Linked DNA regions of Mus musculus: regions 1, 3 and 4 are each linked to region 2. Evidence: chromatin loops called from intact Hi-C (ENCODE). Cell type or tissue: left cerebral cortex. All regions are shown on one strand. Region 1 overlaps Prex1 (phosphatidylinositol-3,4,5-trisphosphate-dependent Rac exchange factor 1). Region 2 holds the start of Prex1 (phosphatidylinositol-3,4,5-trisphosphate-dependent Rac exchange factor 1). Region 3 has its middle 9.9 kb from the start of Gm31117. Region 4 overlaps Prex1 (phosphatidylinositol-3,4,5-trisphosphate-dependent Rac exchange factor 1).

The links. A loop is a pair of places that touch in the nucleus more often than their neighbours do. Peaks named below come from ENCODE experiments on the same cell type or tissue, not always from the same donor. Only the 100,000 strongest peaks of a DNase experiment are listed, where the experiment ranks them.
Region 1: a loop joins it to region 2, with 2.7 times the contacts of the local background. A loop is called at or near these places in 11 of 42 quality-filtered maps.
Region 3: it touches region 2 in a loop (2.4-fold over the local background); 20 of 42 quality-filtered maps call a loop at or near these places.
Region 4: a loop joins it to region 2, with 2.7 times the contacts of the local background. A loop is called at or near these places in 11 of 42 quality-filtered maps.

The regions. Positions count from the first base shown.
Region 1 is chr2:166,631,054-166,639,053 of GRCm38, reverse strand. Prex1 (phosphatidylinositol-3,4,5-trisphosphate-dependent Rac exchange factor 1) reads left to right here. Exons shown (of 40, transcript NM_177782.3): 4 at 635-739; 5 at 5,587-5,688. Among named protein-coding and RNA genes, the nearest start is that of Gm50596, 68 kb to the left of the region's middle. In left cerebral cortex, no CTCF peak of the experiment used is centred here; DNase peaks (open chromatin) are centred at 1,998, 3,284, 5,982, 7,214 and 1 more place; H3K27ac peaks cover 5,900 bases.
Region 2 is chr2:166,707,381-166,715,380 of GRCm38, reverse strand. Prex1 (phosphatidylinositol-3,4,5-trisphosphate-dependent Rac exchange factor 1) reads left to right here and starts at 1,549. Exons shown (of 40, transcript NM_177782.3): 1 at 1,549-1,866. The coding sequence starts at 1,663. It overlaps Gm46777 (a long non-coding RNA gene), which reads right to left and starts at 1,552. Exons shown (of 3, transcript XR_001783555.2): 1 at 1-1,552. In left cerebral cortex, no CTCF peak of the experiment used is centred here; DNase peaks (open chromatin) are centred at 1,813, 2,383, 2,921, 3,553 and 1 more place; H3K4me3 peaks cover 3,586 bases; H3K27ac peaks cover 2,944 bases.
Region 3 is chr2:166,771,969-166,779,968 of GRCm38, reverse strand. No RefSeq gene overlaps it. Among named protein-coding and RNA genes, the nearest start is that of Gm31117, 9.9 kb to the right of the region's middle. In left cerebral cortex, CTCF peaks have their summits at 3,486 and 4,424; no DNase peak of the experiment used is centred here.
Region 4 is chr2:166,619,375-166,627,374 of GRCm38, reverse strand. It overlaps Prex1 (phosphatidylinositol-3,4,5-trisphosphate-dependent Rac exchange factor 1), which reads left to right. Exons shown (of 40, transcript NM_177782.3): 6 at 6,042-6,203. Among named protein-coding and RNA genes, the nearest start is that of Gm29679, 59 kb to the right of the region's middle. In left cerebral cortex, no CTCF peak of the experiment used is centred here; DNase peaks (open chromatin) are centred at 3,947 and 4,453.

The sequences.
Region 1 (8,000 bases), 76 kb after region 2:
TAGTTTCCTGGGGTCTCTGGTCCATCCTTCATCTGAGGTCTAGGCTCTGCAGGCCCCAGGCCCTGAGAGGCCTCCTCAGGACATCCTGGTTTGGGGTTTGACCGATTCTGGGACCCTTTGGAGTGGGGAATGCTTAGCCGAAAGCTTCCTGCTGAGAGCTCTCTTTTGTCCAAGTGTGAAATATGACAGATGCATAGCGACCTGGTGACCTTCAGGTGACCTCTGGGCTGGAAGGAGTCCACTTTGGGGCTCAGAGTCACCCAGAGGTCAACAGAGGTAGCCTCCTGTTGTGGCAAATCCCTAACATTTATTAGCACCACCTTGGCTGTTGAGGACACTGAGGTCCTGTGGGGACCTCAGATTCACAGCAGGAAATGCAGAGCTGGTGTCCAGGTCTGGGTCCCCTTGCTCAGCTCATGTCTGGGACGGGCTTCTCCCTATTGCTAGAAGGTCACAGGTCACACAGGCTGCCAGAGACAGACAGACCCGGACCTGAAGCAGGTTAGAGCTTCTGGATCTCTTCATCGCGAGGCCCGAGCCTGGATCCTCTGCAAGACCCCAGGGAGCCCCATCTGCCTTCTCTGCCTGCCTCTGCCTGTGCCCAGCGGCTCACAGCTCTGCCCTTGTCTTGCAGAAGGACAAGTTCTGTGTGTATGAGGAGTACTGCAGCAACCACGAGAAGGCCCTGCGCCTGTTGGTGGAGCTCAACAAGGTCCCTGCTGTGCGTGCCTTCCTCCTGGTGAGTGCCCGCCCTGCCCACTCTATCCATCTCTGACCTCCGGAGCAGCCCACAGTTCCTATCTGGGGATCTCCCCGGGCTATTTACAGAAACAGGCAGTGGCCAGGTTAGGGTCAGTTTCCAACTTCTGGCCTGAAGTAAAGGGAAGGGAAGGATCAAAGTGGATTCTGGGGATGGAACTCAGGTCCTCAGGCTGGTACACACCCTTCACCTGCTGAGCCATCTCGCTTGCCCATCTCTCACTTACTGATACAGATCTTATTCTGTAGCCCACACTGTGATAATTCCCATAGCCTCTGTGGTGTTGGGGTAACAGATACGTGCCATAATGCTTGGTAGAGTGTAGGCTTTATTCTGGTCAGCCCTGTGACCATCTAAAATGTCTAAGAAGGCATGAGGGTACCACCCCATCCTTTGTCAACAGTAGATTTGAGGACTTCGTGATGCCAGATGTCTCTCAGGATCTGTGCTTGAAGAGAGCTTGTCAGGGCACCAGTCCTGGACTCTGACCTTTGAGTCCCTGCACATTTGGCCAGGGAAACCTCGGGGACTCCATGGTCCATGCTGCCGTTTTCCCATGAGAAGAGAGCTCTGGCTCATGGAATCGATTGGTTCAGTGGTATAGCTGGGGAGGCTTTAGCCAGGCTCACAGGCATCTAACCTGCACCACAGCGTTCCCCCCACCCTCTACCCTCTGAGCCATCATCTCCACTCTGCACAGCCTCCTGCCAAGCATCCCCAGGCCTTTGATGCCAGCATCACATGGGATTCCCTCACTGGCACTCACTGGCACGTTCATACGCCTCCAGGGCCAGTGAGCATCCCAGGGCGGAGAATTGCCCCGCTCTTATCCCATTTTTGTCTCCACTCTGTCAAGCTTTCGTGGCCAGTTCTCCCTTACTCCTGCCGTCTGGACCTTTGAACTTTGCTCTTTGTTCTTGTGCTCATAAAACAGTCTGGGCAGAACACAAAGACAGGGAGGTCCCTCTGCCCTGGTCTCAGAGCAACATTGTCCTTCTCTAGTCCCTGCTGCCTAGGACCCACCCCTGGACTCTGCAGGGATCCTGGGGGCGGCGGGAGCAAGAAGAAGTCAGTGAAATGAAGGGGGCACTATAAAGGAAGAGTCCCCCACTTCCTTCTCACGCAGGCACGCAGCCTTTCTGGTGGGCTGGGCTGCCACGCTCTGGTGGCAGCTGCCCGGGGGCTGTGTAGACAGGGCGGCGTGTGGGGTGTTGTACTGTACCATCTGTCTCCCTCCTGGCTGGCATCTCATAGCTTCTGGCCACCTGCAAAAGAGCTGTCATGGATGCCATGGGAGGTGACTGTGCTGGGAACAGACAAGCTGGCTCTCTGTTGGAGATGGCTGTTCACTTGTGGAAGGCCTCGGAGACTTTGGCTTTCAGTGTTTCTGTGTCTGTTAAATGGTCGATTTATGAGTTCACTTGGTGGCTTTGTGTGGAGAGCCTGTCATCGTGAGAGGATCAATATTGGGTGGTACAGTAGTGGACAAAGCAGATGTCCCTGTCCTCATGGAGGCTGACCAGGTATACCTTAAAGATGTATTATGTAGCCTTAAGTTCTCTGAATGAGACATGGTGCTGAGGTTGGCAGGATCATACCACCCAGCTCATGGCCACTCTTAGACATTCCGGGGCACAGTCCAGGGAGTGGTGCTGCCCACCCCGGGCTGGGTCTTTCCACATCAATTAGCATAGCCAAGACGATCCCCACAGATGCCCATGGGCTGTTTGGATCTAAGTCTCCACAGGTGATTCTAGGCTGTGCCAAGTTGACAATTAGAAGTGTCATGAGACCCCACCAATGGACTGACTGGAGTAGTTTGTCCTCAGATGGTGGGGGAGCAGGCAGGCCAAGCAGGAATGCCCTTTTAGGTGAAAGCAAGGCGTGCAGAGGAGTCTGGAGCCTGGACTGCAGGAAGGAGCAGTGCTGGAGGAGGGAGCTGGAGGCTCTTCAGTCAAGGTGCTCTCTAAAGCCATGGGTCTAAGTGTGATCTATACCCAGAGAGTGAACGTGGATATCACAGGGCTAGGGTCGCCATGGGGCGGCACTCATCTGAGGGTCGTGTGTCAACAGGGGTTTTGAGGAATTCTGTCTCCAGGCCTGGAAGAGGCAGGAGAGCAGTGAACAGTCTGAGTGTTTGCTTGCTCTCCTTTCAAATGAAAGAGAGCCAGCCAGGGATGTAGCTCAGTTGGTAGAGCGCTCGCCCAGTGTGCGTTCATCCCCGAGTTCCCTACCTAGCCCCACAGAAACTGGGCATATTGTTGGGTGCCTGTAATCCCAGGTCTCAGGAGGTAGGGACAGGAGAATCAGAAAGCTCACAGTGATCCCTTCCTGACAGTGAGTTCACAGCTTGCCTGGAGTACATGAGACCCTGTCGCAAAGAAGAAAAGGAATAGCAAGACAATGTGGGTGTCGGAGCATTGGGACCGGTGGTGGCTGTGGTCATCCCGTTTGAATCTAAAGGACTTCTGGCAAGTCCTCTCATCCTCAGCTCTCTGTTCTCCTTCGCCTGGAACTGACATCATCCAGGCAGCTTGTGGTGAGGACAAAGGCCCAAGTGTGCGCAGTGTGGGGTCTGGTATCACCCAGCTGCCGCAGCCAGGACCCCTCCCCTGTGCCAGGGGCAGATGCAGAGGCTAAGGATGTGTGGGCAGCTACAGCCAGGATCCAGAATTGTGCCTCTCAGAGACGGGAGCCTATGATGATGCCCAAAGGGCTGTCGGGCATCCCTCCCTGGTCCTAAGGCCAACTCTGGGTGCGTAGTTACCCCATGGGAATTAGGGGTCAGCAGGCACACTCATTTCTGAGGCTATATGCCTGTATATTTAACCACGCTGGGATCATGGTAAACCATAGGAGGAGGTCCTGTTTCCTGGGAGGCCAGGCTAATTTCTTTCTGCAGAGGGGGAAGGCTGAGGTGCTGGTGATGCTGTCTCTGTGTATATACGCTATACTTGGTACCAAGACCGCCAACCTCAGACTTGAAATTCATGCTTCCTGTATCTACCAGATGAGTTCTCGTGTCTGAGTCCCTCATAAAGGGAAGACATTACCTGTGACATGGAATAAATTGCCTTCTGTGTTAGCACTAGGTGAAGGAGTCTTGAGAGGGACTGAGGAGATAGTAAAGGAAGTCAGGACCAGAGTTTGACCCCTGAACCTGTGTGAAAAGCCAGGCATGGTGGTACACACCTGTAATCTCAGTGCTGGAGGGCAGAGGCAGGTGGATCCCCGAGGCTCATTGGCCAGCCAGCCTCATGTAATTACTGAGCTCCAGGCTCAGCCAGGTGTGATGGTGTGGGCCCTTAATCCTAGACTTTAGGAGGCAGAGGCAGAGGCAGAAGCAGATGGATCTCTAAGTTCAAGGCCAGCCTGGTCCAGAATAGCCAGGGGCACATAGTGAAATTCTGACTCAGAAATAAGTAGATACAACAGAGGACAACTTGATGTTGACCCCTGGCCTCCATACCCACAAGCGGGAGCATGCACACCTGTAACTCCCCACGCCACCGTCTGTGGCTTACTGGTTCTGAAAACCCCAAACTCCAGTGCCTGAGCTGTGCACTGAAATAGTAACAGTTCCCAGTTCTTGGCTGGTTGGAGGTCAGGCTCTGGCCGTTGTCACATGCTGGGGCAGGAGAAGGCTTTGTGGGCCGGGCCCAGGATGAGCAGAGGCGAGGGCATTGCTGGGAGGCAGGGCTGCTGCTGCTGCTGGTGGTACTGGTACTGGGTAGCTCAGTCTACCCAGTGGTACTGGTACTGGGCTGGGTGTATATGGGGGCTCTGCTAACCACTGCAGAGTCCTGGTTCTGGACTTTCCCAGCTTCTAGGCATCCCCAGGCCACCACATACCCTCATTTTAGAAGTAAGATTCTCGGTTCCTAGCCTGTTGAAATCTGGGGTGACTCTGCTTAATGTTCGTTTTTTTTTTTTTTTTCCTCGTACATTGGGATGGAGGCACAGTTGAGAGTTCTTACTGGTCTTCTAGAGGACCAGGGCTTGGGACTCTCACTGCCTGTGATTCTAGATCCAGGGGACCTGAGGTTTTTTTCTGGCCTCCGTGGCATCCACGTGGAGTATCGTCATGCAGACAGACGTAGATACACACGAAAATAAACAAACAGAACAGCAAAACCCAAACACTTGGGTTTCTTTTTCTCGACGCCTTTAAAAGGTTTATGAATGGGGTTGTCCTGTCCATAACTTTCTGTTTTTCTTTCTTGTTCCAGTAGGTTTGGGGGTTTATCTGTGTTGCTGTATGTGACCCTGGTTCTCCCATGTTCCCTGATGTCTGGGGTGCTGATGTATGGCTACAAACCAATTTAAGCAAAAATGCTTTCCTTCTCTACCGAAGGTTATTCAGGGCTTCTCAGGTTTGGTCAGCCTAAATAAGGTTGTTTGACTGTTTGCTCTCTCTGTCTCTCTGTTTCTGTTTCTCTCTGTGTCTCTGTCTCTCTCTCTTCTCTCTCTCTCTCTCTCTCTCTGTGTGTGTGTGTGTGAGAGAGAGAGAGAGATTTCTCCGACCAGAATGGTGAAATTGTCTGTAAAATCTTCATTGTCAAAGTCTTTGGATCTGCAGTTCTATGGTCCACCTTAACTGCTGAGGCACTGTGTGTGGGGTGACTCCGTGTTAACACCGGCTATGGCATGGGTGAGATCAGGCCCCAGGCCCCAGCATGCGGCACCATAAAGGTTTCTGCAGAGTTTCAGAATTTGCCCCTCTCCTAGGGTCGCATAGCTGCTCCTGAGCACTATGTCCTGAGAGTTCCCACACTCCCGTGTTGTTCTTCAAGTCTATTAATGATGGTCTCTCATGTCCTTTGTAGAGCTGCATGCTTCTGGGGGGCCGGAAGACCACTGACATTCCTCTGGAAGGCTACCTGCTGTCCCCGATCCAGAGAATCTGCAAGTACCCGCTCCTGCTCAAGGTGAGACTCCCGTGGACCTGTCCCCAGGCAAAAATGGCGGGCTCTGCCGGCCTGCCACTGATAAGAGAAGCTGTTAGCTTTTAGGATCCGTGGTGTCTGGTGGCAGAGCTGGCCCTAGGCCAGGCGTGCCCAGCTTCTGCCTCTTTCTCTGCTGTTCTCTGGGCTTCCACAACCAACTTCATCTCTAGCGAGGCAGCAGATGGCTGTAGGCATCTGGACTCACACCCTGTCAAGTTTAAAGTCAGCAGAAGACAGTGAGTTTCTCTCTTGGAGTTCTGACGGACAGCCCGAGAGTCACTCCGGCTGTGGCCAGCCATCTGGGGCTGAGGGAATGGTGTATTCCAAATGGTTTGGATTTGAGTCATGTGGTTTGACGTTAGCCAATCATGGGAAACTTTGGCTTAGCCCTCTGATCTTCTTCCAACCTCCTTAGACCATTGCTTTTCCCTTGGTCATTAGCCACTGGGTAGTGCTATGCTCTGATTGGCTAAGATGGGACCCACATTCTGCTCTAGTCCAATAGCAGTGTGCAGAGCAGGACTGTGTTCTGATTGGCTGAGATCTGGGTCAGGTGCTCTGCCCCTGAACCTATTACTTTTTACTCAGACTTGAGCCTTAAGCCAGTTACTGAAACCCATATGCCACAGCCCCAAGGAGGGACAGACAGGCTGGCACCAAAACCTGGGCTCTGCTGGCGGGGCATGGGATGACTAGGAAAGCCACCCATGCACCTGCTGTCACCTTCCCTGCTAGCCACCTTGGCCTGGTCTTGCCCGAGCGGTCCAGGGCAGCTCTGACCCTTGACAGCTTCATCCTCAGCTTCAGAACCGACAGGCAGGCAGGTCCCAGGCTGCGTGGATGGCCCTGTCCCCATCTGCTGCTTGGTTCTGTTTTCCCAGACTTTACGAATGGTGGCTGTTGGCTAGTGCCAACCCTGACTCTGTCCCGACGCCTGTCTGATGGCTGGCTTGTGGGGCTTCCTGCCGGCAGGCTAATCTAACTGACTGCCCATGCCTCGTTCTTGAACCTGCTCGCAGGGGCTACTTCTGTCTTTGTTCCATGAACTGCAGGGAGGGTAAGGATGGTGCTGAGGGAAATCTCAAGGTGAATGACCCTGAGCATCTGAGCTGACAGCATCCTGGAGCTGTCAGCACTGCTGGGGTCATGGTTCTTCTGTGTGTGTGGACACCGGAGGCCAATCTTGGGTGTATGTATTCTTCAGAGCCATCTATCTGTCTTTGAGATAGAGCGCCTTAGTGGGACCTGGACCTTAGCCTGCCTGGCTGTGGAGCTCCAGGAGCCTGCCTTCCTGTCTCTGTTTCCCCAGCACAGTGCTTACAAGCGTGTGTCACCACACCTGGCCTTTGTGTGAGTGCAGAGGTCCCAGCTTGCATCCTGAGGTCGGACCCTTTTTCTTCCACAGCAGGACTGAGCCGTCTCTCCAGCCCACGCAGCGTGCTGTGCTAACACATGAAGCTGTGGGAGTGGGGCTCAGCTCTCCCTGTGTTTCCTCCGGCCATGGCCGCTTGGACCTCTGAGGGACTCCCCAGGAAGCTCAGCTGCATCCTCCTGTGACTTCAGTGAGGGCCCGGGCAGTGGACAGACTGGGCTCTGAAGCTGCAGGCGGATCTGGCCATGGAGCCTGAGCTGTCCCTTGGAGGTGGTGCCCCTTGGTCTGTCCCCTACCCTTTTGTTTTGCATTCACACTAGTCCTTAGTTCTCAGAAAGACACAGGTTGTGGGGTTTAGAGAGAGATTGGGGAGACCAGGGCCAGATCCAGCAAGTAGTTTGCTCTTGTAACTCATGAGCTGAGAACTTGTGCTTTTGCAAAGCTTTGAAACAGAGGGGAAAAAAAAACCCTCAACCTCCCACCCCTAAGGCAAACCAAAGCGAGCAGGAGGATGTGCTGCTGATGGCAAGCCTGGCTGCCCACTCTCTGGCCCTGTCGAGCACCTCGATGGTCCTGTGTTGGTGCTGGGCTTGGTAGTCCATGGCTGCCCACCCCTCAGTGGTCCTGCCTTAGGGCTGGGCTTGGTAGTCCACGGCTGCCTGTGTGAGCGAGAGTTGCAGCTGTGCAGTTTATTAGTGCCAGCTCTTGAGTCAGTCATGCCACTCCTTATGCCTCAGTTTCTCCTTTGTAGTGCAGAGCTTGTAACCATGGTGCTTCTCAGTTTGTTATGCAGTGAGGGCACACCCCTGCAGTGTAGTCAGGAGGGTGGGCGAGGCCTTAGGGACACAGAGAAGGGACATAAATGGCTGTGCCAGAGCACATGAGCTGCTGCTGCTGCTGCTCAGTCCCATTCTAGAGTCTT
Region 2 (8,000 bases):
GGTGAAGTGTCTTGGCCAAGGTCACCCAGGCAGCTGGATTTGGCTGGCTCGTGACTGCTACCAGCTAGCGAGTAATGATTTCAAGACAGGGCCCACTGAAACCCAAAAAGGTGCTGGATCTAAGGACAGAAGCAGTGTTATGTCTGGAAAGCTCAGAAACAAGAAGATAATGATTCTTTGGAAACACTCACTCCATGACCAATACCTGATGGGCTCACCCTTTTACATCCATTTACCTAGGATACCTTGCCCACATCAAATGTCACGGTGCCCTAGGCCCCAAAGGAACAGGGCCAGGGGTAGCAGGAGCTACCACAGTCTCTCCTCTATCCTTGTGCAAAAGACTGTTTTACTTCAAGGCCCCAGAGAACTATTCTAGGCATCTTGAAGGGAAGTAAATAGAGGACAGTGCTCCTGCCCCAGAAATGATGACACTCCACAGAGGCTATTTTGTGAAACAGGGACTGACTCCATAGGAGATAATAGATCTGAGGCGGGGCAGGTAGGGATTGAACAAGCAGTTCAGAGGCCCGGTCAAGAGGGCAGTTGACAAAGGCAGGAATAATTAAGAACGAAGATAAGACTTTCTAGGGTGTTAAAATCACTTTCCAGGGACTATGGCTCAGCCGTATGCTGGTCCCTAAGAGTTAGGTGTTACTGTTCTTCCCCTTGTACTGTGAGGCAAACGGAGGAGCTTTAGGTGGGATGGGGGTGCTGACCAAGGTCATCAATGAGGGGCTGAACCCCAGAGGCTGACTCGGGTCCCAATGCCTCTCGAGGGTAAAGGGGGGTTAGCACGTTAACTGAACGTTTGAAAGATCAAGGTCACACAGAACAGCCTGTCGGCTGGCAGCAAAATTCCCATTTTGGCTTTATCTCTGGTGGGTACGAGGGCGGCTTCCTGCAACGGTCTCGTCCAAGTGGGCACCTTTGCTTAGGGATGGGGAGCGCTGGGACAGTAGGCGCAGAGCTCCGACGGAAAGAGAAACAGAAGTAAGGACAAAGATGCAGCTAGAGTTCTTCCAAGGTCACCGTAAGCCGAGGGCATGAGCGGCCGTGTTGGTGGGGGCGTCGAGCTGCTCTTCCGGGCGTCAGGAGATGCGCGTGGTGGTCGCTGATCCGGCTCCAGCAGATCACCCACGGGGCACTCCTTACGGGTGGATGGCGCGAGCTGCTCTTGCAGAACTGCTGAATGGGTCTTGGCCTACAGACTCAGCAGAACCACGACCTGACTGGGGTCTGGGGCGACGCATTTCCAGCCCCAAACTCTGACTGTGCGGCGCGCGCACGAACCGGCTCTTGGCCGACGCTCCCTGGAAGCCGGGAGGGGGCTCCGCCCAATCCCCGCCCAATCCCACCAGACTCCGCCCCAGCTCAGTCCATTCTCCATTAGTCCCCGCCCAGTTTCCGCATGAGGTGCCGCCCCACCCCGTCCATTTTCTACAAAGATCCCCGCCCACTAGCAGATTGACCCCGCCTCCTTCCCCGCCCATCGCTCAGCCCTCTCTACCAAGGCCCCGCCCATACACCATGACCCCGCCCAGGTCCCGCCCCCGCTCCGCCTGCCCCGGGCCCGCTGAGCGGCGCCTGTCCGGGATGCGGAGCCCGGACGCCTAAGCCGCGGCGCGACCTCGGCGCGGGAAGTTCGGGCGCCGCGCGGCTATGGAGGCACCCGGCAGCGGTGGTGGTGACGGCGGCGGGGACCCAGGCGGGGACGGTGCGCATCCCGATGCTCGCGGCCCCGTCTCCGGGCCGTGCGCGGCCGCCCGCGACTCGGAGCGCCAGCTGCGCCTCCGTCTGTGCGTACTCAACGAGATCCTGGGCACCGAGCGCGACTACGTGGGCACCTTGCGTTTCCTGCAGTCGGTGAGCTCCCGCCACCTGTGGCCGGCCGGCCCGCGTTGCGCTTTTGTCTGTGGCTCCCCGCCTTGTGCATAGTTTGAAATGGTTACATCCGCGCGGCCGCTGCCCGGGGCCGCCCCGCTGGGGGGCCAGTGTAGGGAGAAGCCCGGGTAGGGGCTCCTTAGCTGCACCGGGGACCCTGGGCTCCGTAGCCTTGCCCCAGCTCGAATTGCACAGTCAAAGCCTTAGACTGCAAAACAGCGTCCGAGTGCGTCTGTGTACCACGCACCTTACACTGGTATCAGCAGACTGTGCCGTTACCGGGCTCATCAGTAGGTTATATTTTCTGATCCTTAAGATCAGGGAAGAGTTCGGCTCCAGAGAGGTTGAGTCCCTTGCTCTGGATAGTTCTGCAGGCTACGTCGTAGGGTTGGATGCAGGGCGGTGACCCAGGGCAGCCCTGCGGGGGCTTTAAACTCCGGTACGTAGTTGCCCTGGTGTCTCTAGTGAGAATGAGGAAGGGGCCACTTCCCTACCCTCCTAGGAAGTGAGAAAACTGGAGGGGGTGGGAAGGGCTGGTCTTAGAGACCTGAGGGCTTTAATCTCCGTGCCTCCTGCTGGGGCCGCTTTAACTCCCTTCTTGGGTTGGAGGAAGTCTTAACCCTGCTTCAGGAAGGCGTGCGTTTGTGTGTGTGTGTGTGTGTGTTTCAAGAGACCCCCAATCACACTGGAGTTCTCTCCATCTGGGAAAAAGAAACACTCAATGGCTTAAGGATGCAGGGGAGTCTGTGTGAGGTCGGGGGGGGGGGTTCCCACTGAGGGAGGAGGGAGTACGAAGTTGGGGGGGGGGAAGACGCTGTGTGGAGGCATTGAAAGCCCTTTGGCCCAAGGATCCTTCTGGAAAGGCCTGTGAGAATAAGACAGGGTTGGCTTTCTTTCCCATCTCTTCCTCTCTCACAGTTGAGAAGGGGGTGGGGGAGAGAGAGAGAGAGAGAGAGAGAGAGAGAGAGAGAGAGAGAGAGAGAGAGAATCGGGTAGGGCTTGAAGCTGGCAGTTTCTAAATGAAAGAGGCAGCCACTCTGGCATTGCTGAGCAATGACAGATTCTAGGGAACTCCTCACTTCCCCCTCGCAGTGACTGAGCTGCTCAGCCTTAAAAAGAAACAGGAAATCTAAACTAGTTTTTATATTAATGGGGGAAAAAAAACAAAACCCACTCCCCCATGTGTGCCCCTGGCTGTTGTGCTAGGTTGACTGCGGTTTTAAATCGTCCCTACGGAGACGGGGCCGCTAGGATAATGGAAATTGATTAGAGTCCACATTCTTAGAATTAAAGAAACCAGGGGGGGAAAAGTTTTCTCTGACTTTCATGTCATCCCAGGACACCTGTCGTTTGTGGACAGCCATTGTTGTGTGACTGGGGCATTCTGAGATGAGCCAGACAGACATTATTGTGTCTTGGGACACCGTTGCTTCCTGTGTTGACCTCGGTTTCCCCACGTGTACAAGAGCAGGGGACCCCAGGCTGCTTTTCTGCCTTGCCCTTACTTGGGTCCCCAAGCCAGTGCCAGAAGTGGAGGACTGATTGTGTAACCTGAGTAGTGTGTCTTGCCCTGTGAGCCCTGGAGGCCACCTCTGGCCACTAGGGAATGGCCCTCAGGCAACCCGAGGGAGGCCACTTAGTCCTGGAAGCTTGGCCGGGAGCTGCATGCTCTTCTGACCACCCGGGCTTTTCTGCATGCAGTAGGGCACAGAAGAGCGGGCAGCTCTTCTGGGATTCTCCCCACCCCAACTTGTCAGCTTTTGTACACCCTGGCTGGAGGGGGTTCCCTGGGCTCCTGGCTGTCTGGGAGGAGCCAGTGTAGTTTTACAGTGGCAAAATGGGTTCTTTAAAAAGTCCAGAGCTTGAGCTGGTGGGAAGGATGAGAGCTTTCGAGGCACTTGCCTCTAAACCTGAGAACCTGAGTTTGATCCCTAAGGCCACACCATAGCATACGTGCACCCCTGAAAATAAATAAACAAATAACAAATGAACAAACAACCAGACAGATAAATAATATAATACAAGGTCCAGAGCTCCAAATTCAGAGCCAGACTGTGTGGTGTGAGGCCTTTGGCTCTGTGATTTAAGGCAAGCTGGCTTGACATCTTTGGGCCTTTATTCCCTTATAAAGTGGGAGAGGAGACTAGAGGTTGTCCTGTTGGTTTTATAGGATTGTGTAACTTATCTTGAATACTCTAAGCAGTGCCTGCAGGCAGTCAGCTATGTAAATATCAACTGGGGTTATTCCTTATGTGATAATTAATCTTACAGGTGAGTAGGGTAGTAGGTTGAGCTCCCACAGAGGAGGCTGTCATAGGGAGCTGCCCGGAGGGAATGGGGTCTGAGCCTTCACTAGAGACAGCCTGGGGACTTCCATTGAGTTTCCTGTTGATCTCTAGATTCCAGCTACGGAAACCAAAGAGTCTGTTCTGTTCCCCTCCTGAGGCTTCAGAGCTCCTTCAGCGTGCCCACACTGGATTTAGGCTTCATCCAGACACTGGGTTGTGCCCTTCCTTGTCTCCTAGGATCCTAGGACCTCAGCTGAGGAAGCAGAAAATTTTGGGATGCGTTATGGTGATGTTAGCGCAGTCTTAGGCCACTGTAGATGCTACTGACCGTGCAGGGGTGGTGTGTGTGTGGGGGGGTTGACTGGGAACCTTGGGTCTCTACTTTGAGATCTTGGGGCTGTTTTGGACAGCACCAGTGGGGATAGTAACATGACAGGTGCCATTATGTAAGAGCTGACCTTTGTCATTTAGTGCCCAGCATTCTGCCTGTGGCAGCCACTTAACCCCTCCGAGAGAAGGGTGCTGTTGATAGCCCACTGACAGATGAAGAAACTGAGGCAGCAAGTTGAAGTGAGCTCCCCGGTGGCCCCATGTCCTCTCTGCTCTGGGTTTATTGGTGGTGAGTGTGGGGCCAGGCTTTCCCCCATAGACCAACTTGTACCATGCCTCAGTTTCCACATCTGTACTTTGGGTGCAGTGGAGCAGCTCTTTGACACAGGTATCATGGAACTTGAATGAGCCTGAAGTTAATGCCTACTGTCTGACACACAGTAGGTGGTTGCAGACCGATGATGGTGTTTTGGGGTAACCGTTGGTAGATAGGATGTCCCTTTAGAGTTAGACTGGCTGAGTCCTTCACTCCCTGTTCCTTGGTTGGGTTGGTTAGAGTGCTGGCAAGGAAGAAGATACTGCATGGTGGGCAGAAAACCCTGGGGTTTGGGGTGGGGGGGAGGTCCTGTCAGCCTTGCCCTGAGGACTCCTCTTGAGTGAGGACAGAGACCTTGTCATTTCCAGGCATCCGGAGGGTCTTCTCAGGCCTACCCCAAGGGATCATGGGTACACAGCTCCCAGAATGCATCTCATGCTTCTGCTTTTTGGGGGAGGAGACTAATAAAGATTTTCTCTCCAGAGCCTGCTCACCAAAACAAGAAATTGTGGTTTGCAGAGTCACTCCTTGTTTTGTTTTGTTTTTGCTTTTTTTTTTTTTTTTTGCCCCTATGTTCCTAGCCCTACCCTAGGGAGAAGGGCCTGGGCTGGGTGTGCAGGGCACACTTTGGGTTCTGCAGTCTTCCGGTCAGAATGAGTACCTAGTGGCTTTGGGCATCTTTGTGGGCTTGTGTTTGGAAAAGCAGGGTGCTGCGAAGTGTGGGCACAGCAGTTCTGCCTTGGGGACGTAAACAGTAATCATGGGGGCGGGGAGACAGCTCAGTGGGTAAAGCACTGGCCTTGCAAGTGTGAAGACAAGAGTTCAGCTCTCTAGAGCCCAGGGAAAAGCTAGGCAGGTGTGGCTGTCCGTTTTTAATCTCTGCACTTGCTATGTAGAGATGGGACCCTTGGGGCAATGTGACCAGCCAGTGGGAAAGCTAGGGGCTCAGTCAGAGACCCTGCCTCAGTATAGATAGAGAGAGAGGAGAGCAGCTGGCATCAACGTTGGGTCTCCCGATTAATGTGCACACATGCACATATACACATACATGTACACCTACACACGTGAACATGCACATGCACAGCACAGACAGCTTGGACCAGAGCTGATGAAAACCTTTAAAACCTTATTACATTATTCATGTGTGTGTGTGTGTGTTGTGTGTATGTGTATGTGTGTGTCAATGCATCAGGTCAGGGGACCATACCAGATGAATCCCAGGGACCAAACTCAGGTCGTTAATCCTGGAAGCCTATCCCTGCCCACTGAACCATCTTGCCAGCTCCCCAGTTTTAATTTATTTTTTGATATTAGATCTCCTGTAGTCCAAACTGGCAGTGGACCTGCCATGCAGCCTAGGATGACCTTGTGTCACATGACAAAACTTTTCCTGGGAAGAGGAATCTACTCCAGTTAAGGATCCCACAACAGACCAAAGTATAGATACCACCAAAGCTTTATTGGGGTCACTTATATGGGGGAGGGGTTGGCTACTCACGGGAGCAGAAATGACTCCACGACAGTTGCCTCATCAAAGCCCACACAGCACAGATTGCAGCTCAGGAAGCTGAGAACCTGGAGCACACACCACCACCTGCAGCAGCTCAGGGGGCCGGAGAGTGTCCCTTCCAGGTGGCTCAGCTGGTCTAAACCTCTTCCAGCAGCTGGGCTGGTTTTTGCTTCATCCAGGCAGCTCATCTGGCAGGAAGGGGCCTGGTGAGTCTGCTCAGCTTCAGGGAGTTCCGGAAGCTACCTTTTGGTTGTTCACCTCCTTGCTTAAGAAGCTCCCTGTAGGATGGAATGTTTTAATCTTGAAGGAGACTGTTATACAACACCCTACCACTTCCTCCTGCTCTTACATATATCCTGCCCCCCTCCTCCCCAGTGATCCCCAAGCTTTGGAAGGAGTGACCATAGATGTCCACTTATGACTAAGAAAAAGGCCACCACGCAACGGTGACAGTCACTTGTTCTCAGAAGCTTCACAGGGGGTTATGAGTTGAGGCTGATAAATGATCTATGGGCGTAAACACATCTATGGGACAGGCACGACACGTCCGTCTAGTGACTTAGCACCTCCCAGCCACAAGTTTTTGTCCTGGCTTACAGTACCAGATGTAAACCCTTTCTTGTGGTGTAGGCCTTAAATCTGATTGGAAGGCTGTACTCATGACAATCGAACCACTATTGTGCAAGCACGCACAGCCTGCCTTGCCTGTCAGTGTTTCAGCTCCCAGGGTCTGTAGCCTGGCAGGAATGTTGGTGACAGTTCTCTACCAGTGCCCTGCAGGCCATCTCTGGGATTCTAAAGGCCAGCTGTCAGACTGGCACTTCCCAGTTCAGTCTAGCTTAGTTTCTCCATGTCCTGCAGTCAGATCATGTACACACACATGCATGCACGTGTAGTATCTTCAGCATTAGGGTCTTGCCGTATGATTGGCATGTGACCAGCATCTGTGGCAGTAGCCTTTATGGTTTGTGGAGCCTCTGGGGCTTTCCTGGCTAACAATTCACAAGGAGGTGGCCCATCCCCCTCCCCACCCCGGGACTAGGGTTGTCACTTAGCAGCCTTTTCAAATCACCCAGCCCCAGCAGGGTTTCAGGGTAGGTAGAAGTATCATTGGCTTTCCAGAGTTGCAAAACACCCAACCTTATGTCATCTATATAACAAGAACTTTTTGCAGGTGACAAGGAGACATCCCAAGCCACCCGTGGCATAACAAATTGTGGCGTTACATAGCCTAGGCAAAGCCCTGAGAGTCTGTTGTGGTCCTTTCTCAGTAGATGTCAGGTCATCCCAGAGGTTCACAACTGAGATAATAAAACGTAACACAAGCAAGGTCTAAGATAGCCCGGGAAGAGCCCATGAATTTGCATCAATTGCTTCCTCCAGAGATCAAGATTGGTTACAAAGCATGGAGAGGGGGCGCTAACTTCATTAGCTCCCTGTGATCTTTAGTCATTCTCTCGAAGCCATTTCCATATCCCGCAGTTCTCCCACAGAGCCTCCCTTCAGTTCCCCACACCTGATGAACTCAGTGGGCCTGACTGAATTTGCTCAGACCGACTCAGGGCCTAGGGGTGTGGGGATGAGGCCCTGCTCTCGCCAGCTACCCGCTGGCTTCCTGGGTCAGAGCCCCCCAAGCTGGCAATGAGGATGTAGCTGTACCTGTTGCTACTCC
Region 3 (8,000 bases), 65 kb before region 2:
ATCTTTTGAGACAGGTCTCTGTAGTCCTGACTGTCCTCAAGATATGTGTCCAAGGCTGGCTGTGAACTCCAGATCCTTCTGCCTGTAGTTTCCAAATGCTGGGATTATAAGCACGAACCTCCCACCCCCATGCCCTGCTCCTTCATATTCATTCACTGTGAAATACTAGTTTAAGATAGTGTATATAGGCTGGGTGTGGTGGCGCACGCCTTTAATCCCAGCACTCGGGAGGCAGAGGCAGGCGGATTTCTGACTTCGAGGCCAGCCTGGTCTACAAAGTGAGTTCCAGGACAGCCAGGGCTATACAGAGAAACCCTGTCTCGAAAAACAAAAACAAAAACAACAACAACAACAACAAAAGATAATGTATATATTTTTTATTTTTTTTCTTTCTATCTTCCTTCCTTCCTTCCTTCCTTCCTTCCTTCCTTCCTTCCTTCCTTTCTTTCTTTCTTTCTTTCTTTCTTTCTTTCTTTCTTTCTTTCTTTCTTTCTTTCTTTCTTTCCTGAGGCAGGGTCTCACTATATCTTGGAACTCATGATGTAGACCAGTCTAGCTTCTCTTGGAATTCATGATATAGGCCAGTCTAGCCTCAAACTCACAGAGATTCACCTGCCTCCAACTCCCAAGTACTGGAGTTAAAGGTCTGAATCATCATGCCAGATAGTATAAATATTTCTGTTTGTTCTTCCAGTTGACTTTCCCCTAAGCCTTGACTCGCCCATATAAAAAGTAGGTCATCCGTAAGTTGATCATCCAGACATGCATTTTATTTGTAAGAATTGCCACTGACTTTGAGCTATCCAAAAGGCTAGAGACTGCTGCCCCTTGATGCCTAGCATGAGCCCCGAAGAAGAGCTGATATCAGAAAACTCTGGATTGGAGCTGGAGAGATGGTTCAACAGTTAAGAGCACTGGCTGTTCTTCCAGAGGACCCAGGTTCAATTCTCAGCACCCATTTGGTAGCTCATAACTGTCTGTAACTCCAGTTTCAGGGGATCTGACATCCTCATACAGATATACATACATTCAGGCAAAACACCAACGTACACAAAATAAAAATAAAATCCTTATTTTAAAAAAATCCACCATATGACCCAGCAACCTTAGTCCTGACTATTTAGCCAAGAGAACTGAGAGCAAGAAACAGAATCTCATACACAAACACAAGGTTATTTACTCCAAGTAGAGAAGCTTAGGCCCCACATGTCCGCTATGAGCTATGGTAAATAAAATTCAGTGCAGTGGAGAGATGGGTCATCATCTGTCCATGAATTAGGAACAAAGTAAGGCCAGAGAGAGAGCTCAGCTGAGCTGGCTTGCAGAGGTGCACTGCTCTTACAGACGACCCAAGTTTGGTTCCTAGCACCCACACTGGCCTGCTCAGAGCCACTTGTTAACTCCAGCTCCAGGAGATCAGATGTCCTCTTCTGGACTCTGAGCATCTGCAGGATGCAGTCCCAACAAGGGCAAGCCTGGTTCCAAGCATCCCTGCTGCTTTGGTGGTGGAGGAGTTAAAAAATAAAACAGGCAGATGTCAGGAAACCCTGCTGCTAAGGTCAAAGGCTGACATTTCCTGATAGCCCTGAGATCAGTACAAAATGCTGGACTCCCTTTGTCAGCGGGGCTTCTTCTTCTGGGGTGGGTGTTCAGGACCCCACACCTGAGGAATGTCACATAGCCCCCCACCTGAGATTTCTGGGATGCCTCCCTATGCTAATGAGGCATATCAGTGCCTTAGCCCTCAGCCAATGACCTTTGCCCACCCTGGATATTCTTACCCCCTTCCCCAAAACTATACAACCTTTGGCTCACCCAACTGAAGTATATGTGTACAAGCCCACCCAGAATAAAGAAATATGCACACACTAAGAAGTTCTCAGAGTCTTAGAGAACTGTTTCATTGAAAATCATCGGAGAAGGCCTTCACCTAAAGGAGCTGCAACATTAGTATCCCCAGAAAAGCACCCCCACCTGGATCAGGCAGAGCTCCACCCGTCCCAGGCTCTGCTCCACCCTTCTAGCCCAGCGTACAGCCTGGTGTACATCGGTGTCTGCACACCCTGAGAGGGAGGAAGCAGAGGCCTCGGAACTACATCTGGACCCCAAAAATGCAGACCACAGCTATGCCAAGTAGATGGTGGCAGGACTTCACTGAGCCAAAGCCCAGCCTTGGGCACAGGTATGGAGACACAGTTTGCCTTGCTTGTGTCTGAGGATAGAGAAGACTGCAAAGGAGCCTTGGCTACCCTGGAGCTGAAGTTTCATGTGATTGTGAGCTGCCCCATGTGGGTGCTAGGAACTAAACTAAGGTCCTCTGCAAAAGCAGTCAGTGCTCTTAGTGGCTGAGCCATCTCTTCAGCCCCATTAGTGTTAAAAAGGGAGAGGACCAGGATCTTTGGCCTAATGGACATGGAATGGTTGTGGAGGGATGGATCCATTGGAGAGATGGAGGTGTGGCTAGGGAACTATTGTGGCAAGAACAGCTTGAATGTCCAGTTTGGTGTGATATAAAATACCACGGTCTTTTCATAAGGAGAAAATGAGCCCATCGCACAGGACACAGCACTTGACTCAGGACCAGGCCCACAAGCTGACCCTCAGGCACCCAGCCTGAGAGTTCCTCGGATTGGGACAGATGGACGGACGGATGGAGGAGGTCTTTGTACTGAGACAGTTGCTGCTGCCGGCATCATCTCTGTTGCCAGGGAGAGAAGTGGCTGAGGGACGGCTGGCAAGGAAAGAGCTCGAGGTGAAGACAGGAGGGCCTGAGTTTGCATCCCTGGGGTGCACATAAAAAGCTGACATCGTGCTGCCTACTTGCAGTCTCAGCACTTGGAAGCCAGATGAGGAGGATTTCGAGGCTCACTGACCAGCCAGGCTAGCCAACCGATGCGCTCCATGTTCCCAAAAAATAAGGCAGAGAGTGACAAAGGATACAACACACCTATGGATGACCTGTGTCATATACATGTAATGCATGAGTATGTGCATGACCACATACACACATACATGTACACACGTACACACATACACACACATACATACACACATACACACACATACACACACATACATACACACACATACACACACACATACATAAACATACACAGAGAGAGACAGAGAGACAGAGAATATAAAGTCCACACAGAGCAAAGAGCTGCAGGCAAATATCCTGACAGAAGATCTGGGGCCCATCCTTGAACTTTAACCCCAGCCCTTCCTTTAACTTTAAAAAACAACAACAGCAGCAACAACAAAACACCCACTAGTTCTTTTTTGCTTCTTACAGCATTGTGTTATTTTTCTGTCACTTGCAGTCAGAAGCCCTGGCAGTCAAACATGCATTTCCATGGCTAGCTGCTCTGTTCTACATGTTGCCAAGAGTTCATTATTCTGATTGGTCACCTTGTCCTAGGAAGCTAAACTCTAGTTAATGATCAGGTATCCAATCAGAGAAACAGAACCCCACAGAGTGTAATTCAGGGAATGCCCCATGGGTGGCAGAAGTGAGGCAATTAACAGCCAACAACCAGGTGGTGGGAGGAAACTGCTGCCCTGTGGGTGGGGGGGGGGGTGGAGGAGGAAGGGGGCGGGGGTGGGGTTGGGTTGAGGTGGGGAGGCGGGGGTGGGGTGGGGACAGGATGAGGTGAGATATGGGACCAAGAGAAGCTGCAAAGCAGAGCTAACCTGGGGCCCTGTGATGCAAACTGGAACTTTAAGGAGCCTAAGGGAGGGGATTCATGGATGAATGTCCTGTCAGAGCTGTGACACATCAGCTACTGAAGATCTTATACACACACACATATGCTCATATCTGGACATGCACAGATGCATAATGCCCATACACATATACACATGTATACGTGACACATATGCATGCAGTGCACACACATGTGTGCATGAAGAGGCAACATTTTAAAGGTGTATTTATTTTTATATGCATTGGTTTTGTTTTGTTTTGTTTTGCCTGCATGTATGCAGCTGTCTTTGGCTACTTTGTAGGTTTTTCTTTCTTCTACTCTTTCAATCCCCTAACACTGGATAAGGGAGAAAAATGGATAGAGAGGAAAAGAAAGATCCCTGAATAGAGTCAGGGATCAGAAAAGGGTGACATTGTCATTAGACTACTTCCTGCTGAGTAGGGGTGTTGAGTTCCTTGGGGTAACTTTGATCTCTGCTAGCAGGATATCCAATTTCTTCTTTGCGCGTGACTACTTAACAAACCATGACCAACAACAACCAGCAACAACCAACAATAACTAAAAACCAGCTATGCCTCTCCAGGCTCGAGCACTTTTATACTCTCTGAAAAGTCCCTAGAATCCCAAATGTCACACAATCACAGAAACTATCAGCAGCTGGCAGAATCACATCCCTGCACGAGGCTGTGGGCAGTCCAAAGCAGCCCCGCAGCGCCACACCTGGGATTTAGATGAAAGTACATTCATATTTCTGTTTTGTTCTGTTGAAGAAACCAAAATTCTGCCGGGCGTGGTGGCACACGCCTTTAATCCCAGCACTCGGGAGGCAGAGGCAGGCAGATTTCTGAGTTCGAGGCCAGCCTGGTCTACAGAGTGAATTCCAGGACAGCTAGGGCTACACAGAGAAACCCTGTCTCAAAAAACCAAAAAATAGAAAAAGAAACCAAATTCTCACTACACACGTATGTGTGTGTGAGGGTGCCAGATCCCCTGGAACTGGAGCTACAGAGGGTTGTGAGCTGCCATGTGGCCATATGGCTGCTGGGAATTGAACCTGGGTCCTCTAGAAGAATAGCCAGGGCTCTTAACTGCTGAGCTATTCCCCCACTTTAAAAAAAAGATTGTATGTAGTTATGTATGTATGTATGTATGTATGTGGGTGTTTTGTCTGCATGTACATCGTTCATCTGCACACCAGAAGAGGGAACTGGATCTTTTTTTGTTCTTGTTGTTGTGGGGTTTTTTTTTTGTTTGTTTGTTTTTCAAGACAGGGTTTCTCTGTATAGCCCTGGCTGTCCTGGAACTCACTCTGTAGACCAGGCTGGCCTCGAACTCAGAAATCCACCTGCCTCTGCCTCCCGAGTGCTGGGATTAAAGGCGTGGGCCACCACGCCCAGCTGGAACTGGATCTTATAGGATTTCACTTATAGATGGTTGTGAGCCACCACGGGGGCGTGGGGGTTGGGAATTGAACTCAGGACCTCTGGGAGAGCAGCAGAGCTCTTAACCTCTGAGTCATCTCTCCAGCCCTGAGCTCAGGTTTTTAACAGGGTGAGAAGAGGTAAACACCCACATCCCCCCTTTCTCTCACTTCCTTCTACTACTGACTAAGAACCCTCAAAACTGGGGGGGGGGGTCTTCCACCAAAGCTGTCTCCTCTCAGTCTCCTGTAAGTCCCGGGGAGCTACTGATCAAATCTGGAGAGAGTCTCCTCAGGACGTTAAATTCGTCGGTGTTGGCGCTGGCATTACCCACACGAGATGGGCTGTAGGGTTGGACCAGCTGATGCATACTGCATCGACAGCCATTAGCACACAGTGAATGCTCAGTAAATGTGCCACAAAGGAGGCGGCCAGTCCTCATGGCTGCCATTCATAGCAGCGCTGTAGCAGCATTGCTATCATTATGGTCCCACGTTGACTGTGAGGCTTAATTAGATTTAGAGCCTAAATTTTGTTTTTGTTTTTTAATATGAGTACACTGTCAGATCCCATGACAGATGGTTGTACAAGAGCCACCATGCAGTTGCTGAGACTTGAACTCAGGACCTCTGGAAGAGCAGCCAGTGCTCTTAACTGCTGACCTATCTCTCTCCAAGCCTTGGGCTCAAGTTCTTAGCAGGATAAGAACCACCCTCCAGAGCTGCTTTTGGTTGTTACGGATGGGGGCAGGGTGCTGCTGATGTCTACAGAAACCATGGATGTAGTGGCCAGATGCTCCAATCCAGGACAGCCCCAGACAGCCCCAGAAAGGGACCGGTCTGGCTTCTAAAGTGACCATAGTGACACAGCTGTGGGGAGTGCTTTGCATACCTGCCCCAAAGTCAAAGAACTTAAAGAGGAGTGAGGTACCCAGGATGCGCTGTCACAGACCACGTTCTTCCTAAGGCCGGTCCCCGCCACTGTTCATGGGCACCATGGTCCTCAGTAGGCAGTCCCCCTCCCTGGAGAGAGTCCCTCTCCCCGGTCACAGCTGTCACTGACCACACTTGTTCCTTCCTCTTCTCTTCAAGTCCCTTTCAATTCCCACTGATTTCTTCTGGGAAGGCTTTCTTTCTGTTTCTAGGATGGCCGGCTCGGAGGATCCCTCCTCACGCCAGGCCCTCAGCAGGGAGCTGAGTGCAATTCCACAGCATCCCACCATCGCTGCAACGCCCCTGCAAGGGTCTGCAGAGGTGGAGACAGGTCAAGGCTCAGAGAGGGAGAGTGAATTCCCACAGCCACACAGCAGAGGGGTGCTGAAGTTAGAACTCAAACCCAGGGCTGTGTGACACTGCAGGAGACTGCAGGCTATCCCACCTTCCAGAAACCTTCCCATCTCTGAAATACATCCAGAAGATACAGAAAAAATGGCCGGCCCCATGTCCTTTACTGATCGTAGGACAATAACAAGACTCGCATCCTAGACCAGCTCAGGTTGAGACTCTGGGACTGTTTAGGAGAAAGGGATTCCTGCTGAAAGAGGCTGTGATTGCAGTTGAGGGAGGTTAGAGGAGCTGCCCGTCTCTGCATTAAGGGATGACTTGCCTCTGAGGGGCAGCTTGTGGGTACCGAAGAGGGAGAGGCCTTGCTGTCTGGCAGTGCAGGACCTGGCATCCATGAGAAAGATGCTTACCTTCTCCTGGAGGGCAGGGAAGCTTGAGAGATTTCTAGCTCAGCTCCAGAGCAATGGGAACAGCATGCTGCCTTCATAGACTGTAGGAAGGGAACAAAATCTTACCTGGCAGGCCTGTTCTGCTCAGGTCCTCAGGGGTGGCTGTGCTTGCTTCCCTCCCAGGGGATGTGAGGGTGGCAGTTCCAGGATGGCTACCCAGTCTGTGCAGAACAGAGTTGGTAGTAGAATCGGAGCTAAGCGTCTCAAAGTCATTCCTCCCCCAGCCTGGGGCACGGTGCCACCCAGAGTGAGTCTCAAAGAGTTCACGCAGAGGGACCCTGGAGCTGTTGGTCAGCCAGCTTTAATGGTAAACTGTTTATGGCAGCACAGTGGCCTTCATTACAATTGGCCTTTCCCCTCTCTGGTCCAAATTCCTAGTGCAGATTTACCATAAAAAAAACCCACAAAAGCATTCTGGCTGTTTGTACTTTATGACTTGCTATACTGTAGCTTATCCATCAGTTCGTTCCTTGGGAGTGTCTAGAGTGTCTTTGGTTTATGGCCATCACAAAGTCACTAAAAGCAGGGCACAAGTCGGTATGTTTCCCTGGATGACAGGAGGTGAAATAACCCAAAAGAGGGCCAGGTATTTGAATACAGTCTTGGCTACATTGCAAGTCAGAGATCAACCTGAGATACACGAGACACTGCTTGTTTGCTTGTTTGGTGGGTTTTGTTTTTGTATTTGTTTTTGTTTTGAGACAGGGTCTGACTACATAGCCTTGGCAGGCTTAGAACTCCATATGTAGACCAGATCTTTTAGAGATCTGCCTGCCTCTGCCTCCCGAATGCTGGGACTAAAAATGTGTGCTACCACGCTTGGCTGAGATACTGTCTTTAAAAAGAGGCAGGGCTGAGCCGGGCGTGGTGGCGCACGCCTTTGATCCCAGCACTCAGGAAGCAGAGGCAGGCGGATTTCTGAGGTCGAGGCCAGCCTGGTCTACAAAGTGAATTCCAGGATAGCCAGAGCTATACAGAGAAACCCTGTCTTGAAAAATCAAAAAAAAAAAAAAAAAAAAAAAAAAAAGAGGCAGGGCTGGAGAGGTGTCTCAGTAGCTAAGAGCACTGGCTGCTCTTCCAGAAGACCTGGGTTCAGTCCCCAACAAATGGTGGCTTGAAAATGTAACTTCAGTCCCAAGA
Region 4 (8,000 bases), 88 kb after region 2:
TTGTCACACAAGTGCTGAGGACCCAAGCTTACTTAGGTCCTCACTTTTGTAACTGAGGCACTTCCCCAGCCCCTCCTTTTCTTTGAGCAATCCCCTGTCTCAGTCACTGTTCTGTTGCTGTGAACAGACACCATAGCCAAGGCAAAGTATAAAAGAAAACATCTAGCTGGGGGCGGGGGAGGAGGTTGCTCTCAGCTTCTGAGGGTCAGTTCATTGTCATGGTGGAAAGTGTGGTGGCAAACATGGAGAAGTAGCTGAGAGCATTATATCCTGATCCAGGGTAGCAGGTGGAGAGAGAAGGGTGAGGGGCAGGGAAGAGCCTGCAGTGGGCTTTTACAACCTCAAAGCCCATCCCACACTGACACATCTCCCCCAAGGCCACACCTCCTAATCCTTCCCAAACAGTTCTACTCCCTGGTGACTTAAGCATTCAAACCTATGAGCCAAGTGGGGGCCGTTCTCATTCAAACCGGACACCTTTAGATGCTCTCCACTGTTATCCGCAGCATCCTAGAGGGGGCACCGGACCCTTTGGGCTGCGCTCTCTGAGCTAAGTAGAGGAGCCTGGTGCAGGGGCCTTTGTGAGCAGAGCTTACATAGAGAGGTCCAATCTATACTCAGCCTCAGAAAGTAGGGTTGTTGCTTTGTTTGGTCTAGCCTGTGGTTGGCACCCCTTCCTTTCTGGGCCCCTCTTTTCTCTGCGGAGATGATGGCATGGCCTCTTAGCCTTGTGTTGACTTTCAGGCATCTGGAAGGCCAGGGTACAGGCAGTGATGGGTTTCATTGAATCTCCCAGTAACGAATCCAGCGTTGTCTTTACACTAGTTTGATGACCACATCCCACTGGTGACTGAAAAACCTAATTTATCATTCTATGTCGTTAGCCACCTCCACACCCAGAAAACCTAACTTACACTCGCTTTTTCAGAAAAGAGTGGAAAATAGCCAGGACTCCCAGCAGGGCCTGCTTCAGCCAAAAAGCAAACAAACAAAAACCAACCAACCAATCAAACAAACAAACAAACAAAAAGTGTTATCTGGGTCCCCCCAGGCCAGTGTCTCCAGCTCAGTTGGCCCTTCCCTCAGGTGGCTTCCCCATCAGTCACCAGCAGCATCAGGCTTACATCCTCAGGAAAAAGAGGGCTTATCCCTCTGAGCCCCCCAACCTGAGTCCTGGCTGAAGCCCTTGCTGAGTGGGTCTTGGGCTCCCTTCCTGAGGTGGAGGTGGGAAGACCCAGGCTTCCGACACGAACCTACGCTGGAAGCCTGCCTGTAGTGGCATCTCTGGGACCCATAGCCCAGGAGAGGGTCAGGAATGGTGGGTTTAGATGTCCCATCTGTCTTCCAGTCTTCCTCTTCATGTTTTCCCATAAGCCCTTGTTGGGCCCCATGGAGACCTAGCGAGCAAGCAGTTGTGTATCACACCTGACCTTTTCTTGTTGCCTGGCTGGATCTGGTGTCAGAAGCTCATGTTCTGAGTTGTACTCTGTGGCTGTACTGTGGCAGGACCACCCCTACTTTGGGGGCAGGATGGAGTCGCTCAGAGTCATACCTGAGGGCACCACCTTGGTATAAGTGATTGCAGGAGGTAGAGGCATGAGGTGGCTTGCAGAAGCCCAGGCCTGCTGCCCTGTTTCCTTACTTCCTGGAACCCCAGGCTACCTGTGAAACCACACAGGGTAGAACGACGCTGTGCAGGTTCACACCCTGGCTTGTGTGGTGGCCCGCTGTCCCCCCTCACCCAGGGCTGGCCTCTTCCAAACAGTTTTACAAGAGCATACATAACAGAAGGAGACCTGAAACTACCATCTACCATGCCCCACTTCCTGTCCGTGGTCTTGGGCTAGAGGCTCTGTCGATCGTGCCTCAGTTTCCTCTTTGGGGGTGGCAATGCTTGGCTATGCTGGTTTCCGTGCTGGTGTGCAGTCAGTGCTCCTAGCTGATGCTGTTGTGTGATCCCCACCTGAACAGCTCTTGTCATTACTCTGGCTGTATAGAGACAGCAAGAAGTGAGTTACCGTTACCACGGAAACAATAGCAACCATGATAAACCCGGTGCTCACTCTGTTTGCCGAGAAGTTCCCGTTCATTCACTTCTGCATCTGTTGCTGGGTCGCCAGGGGATGCTACCTGGTTTCGCTGTGAGCACATTCTGGCTCAGAGAGGTCAGTTCACCTGCTCGCAAAGGGTGGATGTGGGCTGCCTCTGTCTCCTGGCAGCAGGGTCTGGGAAGCAAGATGCACAGGAGACTTGAACCTCTCATCGATGCCCCTAGTGATGGGGTGCCCACTGCTTTATAAGGCAGACCTCTTTCTCAAGGAAAACTCTAACCATCATAAGGATGTAATTAACTCCACCCAGCCACTATCCCCCTCGTCTGCCTACTAGACGCTCTGAACTCCAGTGGGGCCCAGTGGAGTTTTTTGGTCATCATTCTCCCAAGGTGCTTAGCAAAGAGCTTGGAGTTCCTTTCAGAAATACCTCTTGGACCCTGTAAGTTCATACAGCTGTCACTTTGGGTGTGGGTCCCGGAATTTTCAGGCTGGCAGTCTGTCTCCTTGGAACCTGGTTCTGTTCTGACTTTACCCAGAGAAACCTGAGTTTAGCTGCGTTCTGAAATGAACAGGGAATCCCACCTTTCACCACGTAGATTGTAGGTCCCAGGGATCAAAGAGGGGTTTGGGTGCGGAAGCAGCCTCCATTGATGGGCCAGCCCTCTGCATGGCTCTCTTCATCAATTTTATTTTTAAAGAAATTGTTTTATTTTTTAAAATCTCGCTCTGTGTGTGTGTGTGTGTGTGTGTGTGTGTGTGTGTGTGTGTGTGTGCACCCGTGTGCATGTGAGTATGGTTGCCAGAGGGGCCAGATTCCTGGGAGATGGACTCAGAGGTAGTTGAGCTACCTCGTGTGGGTGTTGGGAAGTGAACTCTGGTTTTTTTTGGAAAAGCAGCAAGTGTTAACTGCCCATCTGGACCCCTCCCCCACCCCACATTATTTAAAAAATTTTTTATTATATTATTATATATTTATTTATTTGTGTGTGTGTGTGTATGAGAGAGAGACAGACAGAGAGAGAGACAGAGATAGAGACAGACAGACAGACAGAGAGAGAGACAGAGATAGAGACAGACAGACAGACAGACAGACAGACAGACAGACACCCTGGGTGACTGTCATCAGGTACCTTCTGTCTTTTATTCGAGACAGTCTCTCATTGGTCCTCACCATGTAGGCCAGGCTAGCTGGTCTACCCTCTTCTAGGGAGCCACCTGTCTCCACCTCCTCCCTTACCATTTCTGGGCTTATAGGTGCCTAGCTTTTTAGGTGGCTCTGGGGATCCAAACTCAGGTTCTTACAAGGCAAGCACTTTACCAACTGAGCTGCCCCCTTGACCCCCTAGCCCTGGATCATCTTTTTTGCTGTTTGGTTGTGATTTTTGTCTAGTTTGGACATGGTTCCGTAGTCTCTTCTTCCCACCTTTTGGACGTGTCCTCGGGGACATGGTGAGGACTTGACGAGGTAGAGTGTCAGGATCATGAGACTGCTTTACGTGTGTGTGTGTGTGTGTGTGTGTGTGTGTGTGCCTGAGAACACATTGCCTGACCTGGGTCACAAGGGCTCCCTTCTCTGTTCTCCTCTCTCAGTTGTATGGTCTTGGTTCTTCCATTTGGAATTCAGCCCACTAGGTTAGCTCTTGGTGAGGAAGTGGCCTGGTTTGATGCTGCACTCTGATGGATGCGCGGCCGAGGCTTCCCTTTCCCAGGAGTGCCCTGCAGGGTTGAAAGTGAACAAGCCTGTGCATTGTGGGGTTCTCTCTGATGCTCAGTTCTCTCCCACCCGACTCCTCTCCCTGTAAGAGCCTGAGTGGCATGCCTGGAGGAAGCAGCCTGCACAGAGGGGCAGGGGCAGGGGCGACTCTCAGTTCTTGGAACTTCATGGAGCGGAGCCAACACTCCTCTGTGGCCCGAGACACCAAAGTCTGCACTTCCCCCCCGCAGCTTGGGCCACTTACCAGCCTGGCCTTTGTGCTTAGTTTCTGTTCCCACCTTCATTGCTGACCTCAGGCAGAAATAGAGGCAGGGGCAGTCAGCTGGGAACAGGAAGTGTCTGAGTGCTGGGCATTGACTGCCTGGGGGGACCCCTCCAAGGAGTGGCTGGACTTTTAGCTCAGGCTGTCAGGGGTAGGAGACAGCTGCTGTCTGTGAACAAGCCGCTGCTCCATAATGGCCTCCTGGGACACTTATCGAGCTGACCAAAGTGTGGCTGGTGCCTGGTCGATCCCTTGCTGTCCCGAGCAAGCTGGTGTCCCTGAGTTGCAATCCCAGCCCCTCCTCCCCAGTGGCTTTGGCTACCACAGTTTCTTTTGTCAGACAGTCTGGGACCTGTCTTTCAAGCCCAGCCAGGGGACTAAGGGTGATGCTGAGGCTGGGATGTGGGGGTGGGGGTGTGGTTGGCCTGTGCTTATCCAGTTAGTAGCCAGAGCCACCCTGGTACCCAGTGCAGAAGTAAGGGACATTGACCGTGAACACAGGAAGTAGAGAAGTGCTTGATGGCAGGCTGGTGGGTGGGGTGTCTGGTTCAGGAAACTTCTTTGATGCTGTCCTAATGCCCTGACCGAGGAAGGCGAGGACCTGGCACAGGCATTGCCACCTCAGCATCGTCAGCACTGCTGCTGGCCCTTAGGTCTCTTCCACATCTCACTTACCACACCTAGCGAGTGGTTGGATTCTTGTGGTTGTGATCAGCCGGGAGGTGAATTGGTACAGCGCTTGAGTAGCATGCAGGAAGCCCTGGCTCCTGCCCTCAGTGCTGCATAAACTGATCGTGGTGGCACACGCTTTAAATCCCAGCTCTTGGGATGCAGAGGCCGGCCGGGGGATCAGGAGTTTAGGGTTCTTCAACTACATAGTAAGCGTGAGGCTAGCCTGGTCTACACAAGGCCTTGTCTCTGGAAACCACTGTCCGGCTTTGATAATGTCCTGGCCTGTGTCTGAGACAAGAGTCAGCTGATGGCAACCGGGCTGGATGCTTTATGCACTCTGCCCTGTGTCCTCTGAGCAAGAGGCCTGTTCGTTTATTTACCTTTCAGTCCTGGGGACTGAACCCAGGGTGAGCCTTGGACATACGCATAGGGGAGTGGTTACCAGTGAGCTGTGCATGAGCCCCAGTAGGCGTATCCCCCTGTCCAGTTCACTAAGAGAGCTGGGGTAATCAGTGTCTGTGGTCACCTTTGTGACCTGCCCATTTCTGTGTTCTGTGACCCCCTCCCCCAGTCACCTGCCATCCCTTGTCATGCCCTTTGAGCCCGCTCTTCCGGCTGCCCGCCATGTTGCTCCCTCCTCACGTCCCCAGCCTCCCTGATTGGTGCTTGTATGCTCTCTATTCTAACTTCTCTAAGTGTTTCTTCCTGGTGGTCCCCAATTTTTCTTAGCTTTCTGGCCTCTGTCTTCTATGATACCCACCAGGCAAAGTGTTTTTTGTCTGTTTCCTGGTATATTGACTCTCCCTTTAAAGACAGTCAGATGGCACCCACAGAACGAATTAATGAATGAGGGAGGGAACAAATGAATGTCTTCGTTTCCTTTTCTGTCAATGGAATGAAACATCTGACAAAATCATCATAAGGGAGGATGGTTTTATTGCAGTTCTTTCAGGTCCGGTCCATCAGGAAAGAGAGGGGTGTAGCTGGTCTCTGTGTCTGTAGTCAGGGAGCAGACAGGAGTGGATGCTGGTGTTCAGCTGCCGTTCTTCTCTTTGTTCAGTCTGGAAGCCCAGCCTTTGGGATTTTACCACCCATGTTCAAGGCCAGCCTACCCTGTTAAACCTCTCTGGAAGCGCCCTCATTGACACTCAGGGATTTATCTTCTATGTGACCCCAGATCTAGTTAGTTCTCTGGGAAGACTGACACTCGTGTGAATGAGCCAGCAAGTGTTAGCTTTGCTCATCCTCCCTTTGGCACACTGGTTTGGCGTGACTCTACCTCTGCCCGAGTCTATGCCCCTGCACTGATCACCCTCTGTTCTGCCCCTTCCCACACTAGGAGTTGGCCAAGAGGACCCCCGGCAAGCACCCTGACCACACCGCGGTACAGAGTGCCCTGCAGGCCATGAAGACTGTCTGCTCCAACATCAATGAGACTAAGAGGCAGATGGAGAAGCTGGAGGCCCTGGAGCAGCTGCAGTCTCACATTGAAGGCTGGGAGGTGCGTGGTCAGGGTCCTCTGCTGAGGGGGCTGGGCCCCCAGTTGGAGCTGTAGATCACGGGCTCGCTCCTCAGTTTGGCCTGCCTCGTGTGGTTGCTTACAAGTGACTTAGTTGACTCAATGAAACATAAAATCCCAGATTTTACATTTCGGTAGAAAACTTGGTAACACTGCTGTGTCTCCCAGTAGCTGTCACTGAGACGCCTGTTTCCTTAGCCTCTGTCACTGCAGGCCATGCCAACTCCCCTCAGTAACTGTGTGTGGCCTCGCCTTCCTGACACCTACAAGCCTTTGTGCTTCTTGTGCCAGCACTGAGGGCAACATTTACATATCTATCAGTATTAGTTTATTTTCCTGTCACTGTGACAAAATGCCAGATGAAAACCACGGAAGGAAGAAAGAGTTTGTTGTGGCTGGCAGCTGGGGGTGCAGCCCACCGTGATGGAGAAGAGCAGTAGCTTCGCACAGCTGGTCCCAGCACACCCACAGGAAGCCGGCAGAGGCGAGATAGCTCTCTTCTCCTTTGTACTCAGATGATGATACCACCCACGTTTAAGGTGATCTTCCCTCCTCGGTAAACACAGTCTAGACACTTCCTCACAGCCAGAAGTCTAGAAGGTGATTCTAGGTCCTGACAGGTTGACAGAATCAAGCTTTCACACACACAGTGTATGTAACTGACTTTTCTTTATCACACTTACGTGTGTGTGTGTGTGTGTGTGTGTGTGTGCATTCATGTGTGTGAGCCCAGTGTGCCACAGCATGTATGTAGAAGTCAGAGGACAACTGGTAAGAGTCAGCGCTTTTCTTCCACTGGGTGGGACCTAGGCGTTGAACTCACATCATCCGGTTTGGCAGCAAGCCCCTTCACCCACTGAGCCATCTCCTCAGCCTGTAACCAACGCACTTTCCTGACCCTTGCCTCCTACACTATTGGAAGTTTCTTGTCTCTAGAAAGCTGACAGACAGGAAATGCAACCGGTAGGAAAGGCCAGCTCCACTGGAGTGAGAGGTTAGGAGCTGAGATGAAAGATTCTGGGGACAGACGTTGCTGTCTGACACCCCCAGCCCAAGCCCCGCCCCCAACCCTACCGGGACCTGGGTGTTCCTGGATTTAATATTCCTTTCTTGTACTGGCGCCCCCCCCCCCATGGAAGGTCCAGCTGCAGAGAAGACTGGGGCTTTGTTCAGAGACTAGGGGGTGACATGTCCCCTGAACTCTCCCTCACTGGCCATCTTCCCAAGGGGAGCCCTCTAGCTCCCAGAGTCCCTTGCAGATGGACTTTGGAAGGGGCATTGAGGTTTGGCCTCGATCAAGTGGATGGTGGGAGAGATAAGGTTCCCCCTTGTGAGACGGGCTGCCACAGGAGGGCCTGGCTTTCTGTGGCTTTAGCAGTACAGCCCTCCCCCTTTCCATCCAGCTTCCCGAGCTTCTAGCTTCCTCCCTCCAGCTTCTGTTAACTGGCCTGAGTAGGTAGGGTGGTGTGTTCATCAGGCAAGGTGGCTGGTAAGGCAGCCAACCTGGCATCTGGCTCCTTTGACTGTAGGGGCCACTTGTGGCTTTACCCAAAGCAAGTGCCACATGGTCTGCCTTCCAACTGTGTCACAGGCCTCTGTCCTCAGCTCCTTGCAGTCTCTAGACACACTCTGGCACATCCTGGTTGCCATGGGGCTGAGGGGGTGACTCCGAGGAGCTCACAATGCAGTATAGACCAGGATGTGTGACCAGCCAGGCTGGGTGGGTGACTTTGCACCAACAGGGCTCTTTCCTTCCTGTGCCTTGGACATGTCTGTCAC